Regions from separate parts of the Mus musculus genome. Here region 1 is linked to region 2. The links are chromatin loops, found by intact Hi-C in ENCODE. Cell type or tissue: left cerebral cortex. All regions are shown on one strand.

The links. Hi-C counts contacts between places; a loop is a spot of excess contacts. Peaks named below come from ENCODE experiments on the same cell type or tissue, not always from the same donor. Only the 100,000 strongest peaks of a DNase experiment are listed, where the experiment ranks them.
Region 1: it touches region 2 in a loop (2.0-fold over the local background); 4 of 42 quality-filtered maps call a loop at or near these places.

Annotation. Positions count from the first base shown.
Region 1 is chr10:120,574,059-120,576,558 of GRCm38, reverse strand. No RefSeq gene overlaps it. Among named protein-coding and RNA genes, the nearest start is that of Gm34952, 47 kb to the right of the region's middle. In left cerebral cortex, no CTCF peak of the experiment used is centred here; no DNase peak of the experiment used is centred here.
Region 2 is chr10:120,842,527-120,845,026 of GRCm38, reverse strand. The region is part of intron 4 of Msrb3 (methionine sulfoxide reductase B3); the gene reads left to right. Among named protein-coding and RNA genes, the nearest start is that of Gm15910, 14 kb to the left of the region's middle. In left cerebral cortex, no CTCF peak of the experiment used is centred here; a DNase peak (open chromatin) is centred at 1,169.

The DNA.
Region 1 (2,500 bases), 270 kb after region 2:
ACTGTAAATCTCAGAGTTTTGGTAGATTGGCCATTATCACCCAAGGAAAAAGTGACAGAGACAGAACTCACACCCTGGACTTGTAATAGCAATCCCAGAGCGCTTTGGGACCATATCACAATGGCCCCCATTCTAGTGAGAGACAGTGATGTCACCGCAGTAATTTCTGCAGCAGATGGGGGAAGAGGCCAGGCCACCAAGGGTCACAGGAGGTTTGCAAGCAGAGCTGAGACCTGATCAAAGGCTTGCTGTGGAAAGATTGGTCTGGTGACTTCGGCCTGGACCCAGGCAGGAAAGCCCTGCTGGGAACCGGCTTGCCCCTCTGGACTCCTGTGGCTCTTTGTTTATGCTCCTGGTGCAGTGTTGATCTGCTGTGGCAAGCTGGTTATTTATTTATTTACTCCTATCCTACTACCCACCCCCTGCTGCGGACTCGGCAGGATTTAAGGTGGCTTTCATTGTCTTCTATTTCATCACCGTGTCTATACAACCATATCTCAAGTATGTCTGCTTGATGGTAAGGCCAGCAGAGCACAGACAGCGTCAATTTTGAATTTTCAGGCGCACTGCATGTTTGACATGCCGGGAGTGATGTTTAAAGTTTGGTGAATGAATGAATGAGAAGGACGTCTGCGAAGACAAATGGGGTCAGTCAGGGACATGGCTAAATACATCACAATAGTGGGGCACTTTGAAGTCATATGCACTCCTTGATAGGATGAAGCAGACCAACATGAACTTAAATGTGAGAGGGCTGTGATCTATATACTGTTGACATATAGAATACATATGTATTATATATGGAATAGAGTGCATGTATGTGGTGTGGTGCCCAACTGCCCAAACTCGCTATTCATTTAGAAATATTAAGAGTGGTTGCCTCTGGAAAAAGTGTTTGGATAGAGAAGACTCAAGTGTTAGGTTAGAGGTTGTATTCAGGGTTATTTTGTACAGACTACAAAGCCCATTTTACAACCTGTATGACTTCCGTGTGTCTGGAGAACTTGGAAACCTAAATTATATATGACTAAGGACCAACGGTGGAGCTTCTCAGTGAGGGATGGAAGGTACCCGTGTACTCCTCCCCCCACCCCCCAACACACACACTAAAGGTTCTCATTCAGTTTCATCACGGGAAGGCTTCCCAGTTTATACCAAGATCTATCTATCTCTCAGCCAAGCATCCTTCCCTGGAATACCCGAGCCCACACCTCACAGGGCACGCTGCCCCACACAGGGCATCTGGCCCCCTTTGATCTCTTTCCTTTTCTAAGAATTTTAACCTCCAGGTGTGGCTCTCCTGCATGGAGCATTTCCAGGGGCTCAGCTCAGCTGTCTCCACCAGCAGCTTCTGGAAGCTTCAGGATGCTTTTTCATAGTTTCAGTACAGTTCCAGGCAGCTCAGTCCCCTGTGTCCAAGCCCCTCCCTCCCTCCCTTCCTCCCTCTTTTGTAATCAAGGTTGGTGTCACATCTGGTTCGTTCCTCTTATCACCTCTCTATTTTGGTCCCCCGCCTCCCTTCCCCTCTTCCCCATTGAATAATGATTATTTTTTAGACTACAGTTATTTTAAGGATAAATCTGTGTTCTCTATCCATGGGACATAGGTTCAGGGAGACGCAGAGGTCTTTTGTTTGTTTGTTTTTTTCCTTTATTTATTTAATATAAATGCTCACATCTTCATTAGAATTAAGATGTCCTCCACTAGTCATTTGTTGGAGATACATGTTATTCTCCTGTACAGTGAGTTTGCTATCTACCACCTTACCTCCAAATCCCTTCCCCAATTGCATCAAATACCATTTATGCTCAGTTCTCCTAAAATTTCAAGTGTAACCAATAGTTTAGTTTTATCAGAACCTAGTATATAGAATTGTGTCTTATACAGTCAGATAAACCACTTCCTAACAACCTCAGAAGCTGAGGAAGCCCCCAGGGACCTAAGGAGAGCACAGCCCCTATGCATACTGTGTGCGCCACAGTCCTGGCTCCTGCCCCGTCGCTTCTGATATGCTACAGGTCTCACGCATGATGTAGAGAACCAAACCATGAGCTGTGGACAAGAAATCAGCCAGAAAGGTTCAGAACTGGGACTAGAGGGTCACCCAGGATGAAAGCACTGGCGATGCCTCGTTTTGACGAACGTACTTGTGAAAGTCAACAATTTCAAGGCATTACATCATCTCTATTTCCCTCTCATGGTCCTTTCTGAACTCCAGGCACAAAATGAACCTTTCAGAACAGAGTCTGGGGTAAAGAAGAGTCTAAGTGGAGTTCACAGATGCTCCTCACATGGACAAGAACAGAGGAGACCGGGGGTGGGGTGGGGGAGTTGCAGAGGAGGAGGTGGGGGGCGGGACAGAGGAGGAAGTGGTGGGGTGTCAAAATGAGAAAGGCTGTGTTGGTGGAGTAAGCATAGACATATATAAGGTCTGTAGTATATGTGTCTATAGTAGACTTGGAATATTAGTTAGCTACCCCGAACCTTGCCATGCTTTTCT
Region 2 (2,500 bases):
GTTGAGAACAATGGGAGATGCAGCTGGAGCATTGTAGGACATTAGTGAAGAAAGGGCTTTTAACCCACTCTTATCCTCTAAGCCTCAGCATCCTTCCTCCATCAGATTCTTTGTTCCTTCCAGAGTAAACATGGTCCTTACATCTGTGTTTCTTAGCATGTTCCTTCCATCGCTGCAGTTTCTACTTAGTTCTGGATACTTATGCTGTATATGTGCGTGCATGCATGCGTGTGTGTGTATGCATGTGTGTGTAGATATATGTGTGCATGTGTGTACATGTATGAATATGTGTGCATGTGTATATGTGTGCATATGTGTATGTGTGTATATATGTGTGCATATGTGTGCATATGTGTGCATGTGTATATATGTGTGTATGTGTGCATGTGTGTATGTGTATGCATGTGTGTGCACATGTGTGTATGTGTGAGTATCTGTATGTGTGTGTATTTGTGCATGTGTTTACCTTCTACTAAGTGAACTTCACAGTGTAAAGAACATGCCCTAGTGATATTTTCCTCTTCGCTCCAGACATGTGATAACCAACTAATTATGATCACATGCATGTCTCATTACGGGTGTGCAGGTTTTGGAGAGGATTTGAGGAAAGGAATAGCATGAGGAATGTGGGAAGTCAGTCATAACAATGCATACAATAGATTTCTGGGAATAAAATAAGGGATATAGGCTTGCAATAGAGGCATTGGGAAGTCATGTCAGGGCTAGCTGATAAACTGCACCACTATCTACGTGAGGTCACCTGTTTGTGACTCTGAAGACCCATGCCACATATGCACTTCTTTGTGCATAGTAACTAATAACCCTCCACGGAACAGCTCAGTGAGAGTGAGCTGAGACTAGGCTCGTTAGCAAGGACAACATTACTAGTAAATGATAGCTAATGCTTACATAACAGTTTTCATATGCCTGGCATGGTCCTAAGTGCTTCATATGAAAATCACGTCTCTCCAGCTGCACATTTCATATAGGAGAACCGAGTGAGGAGAACCTCTGAGAATCACAGTTAGCATGCGAGAGTGTATGTTAAACGGTAATGCTCAATTTAAAAGGAGTTCTATCATCCGATGCTTTCTATTTTATTCTAGCCAATCAGGCATGGCTGTTTCAGTCAACGTCACTAGAACTAGCAGAACACACTCGCGTCTCAGTTCTCTGTGATCTGCTTGTTTCGGTGCGTGCGGACTTGAGTAGAAAACTGGAGATCATCTCCGTTCAGGGAAAGGCTAGCTCTGTTGTGGCCGATTGCTAGAATGTCTCAGCTCAAAAGGCACTTGGAGCCATCCCAGTAAGACATAACGAATGTGCAGGAGCCAGGAAGCCACCAGCCCCTAGGAGCAGAGCGGGAATTATGGGTAGGACCATAGCAATTGAAGCACATGATTTCCACCTATCGATTTCCGGTCTCATTTTTTATCTCAAGTAGCTTTATGACATGCTCATCACTTCTTTCAAAATTTCTTGTTGTATTTCTGTGAAGACTGGCATCAACAGGCATGAGCAATTCTAAACGTCTTCTCTGTATCCCCATCTTCATCAAGTCACCACACAGGGAGTGGCCAAAAGCAGCTCACAGGACATGCAGAATGCGGACCCAGGTATGTGGCCTCAGATTCGTTCTCCGCAAACTGGGACAAGCAAAGCCAAAACAGGATAAAAACTAAACGCACAAACACACCTAGTGTATGCTGGTCATTAAAATAATGCTAAATGTAGGTGGCTTGACCGAGTTTAGGGACATACACTATCACAACAGTCTACAAAGGACTGTGAAATGTGACCATGCAGAGCTCGTCCAGGTGGGTCTGTCTGTTAACAGCAAATGCTGGTGTGACTGAGTCACTACTTCAAGCCATTGAAGTTGAACTCACGCATGCGCCATAGCTCAGGCGCGCACCCCCTCCCCCGTGCGGCAAAGCTGCGCGCACACTCTATATTTCACGCGACCCCTCCCCTCCATGCTATTTTATTCTAGGCCACCAGAAAATTGGAGCTGTTTTTTCAGCTCTTTGAGAACATAAGCTCTTTCATTAAGAGAACCCGAGTTCCATGCCACACACAGCTTACCTCCACTGCTCCCTGCATGGTCTTCCACTCAGCACCACAGGAAACTTTCAACATGAACCTTTGCCCTCGACACAACGATGTGCCTGTGTGGCAGGGAGGATGGGGTGAGTGGGAAGGTGGAGTCCCCCGTTGTTCTCTATGAGATCTTGCTTCCTCAACACTGTTAGCAGGGACTTCTGCAGCCACAATAGAATTCTGGGGGCAACGTGAACTTACCGTCAAGATGACTTCTTCGCGGGACTCGACTGGAAATGGTTCTAATTCCAGAAAAGCGCTAATCGGTCCTGAAGTGTGGTCAACTTTGAAGTTTCAGTAATTGCCTCGCCCATTGCTGTAATCTAAATTCCCCCCGCCCCCCATAAAGCTCTGCCATGTAGTGAGGCTACTCTGAGATGAAGTAGTTTCTGAGGAGCGG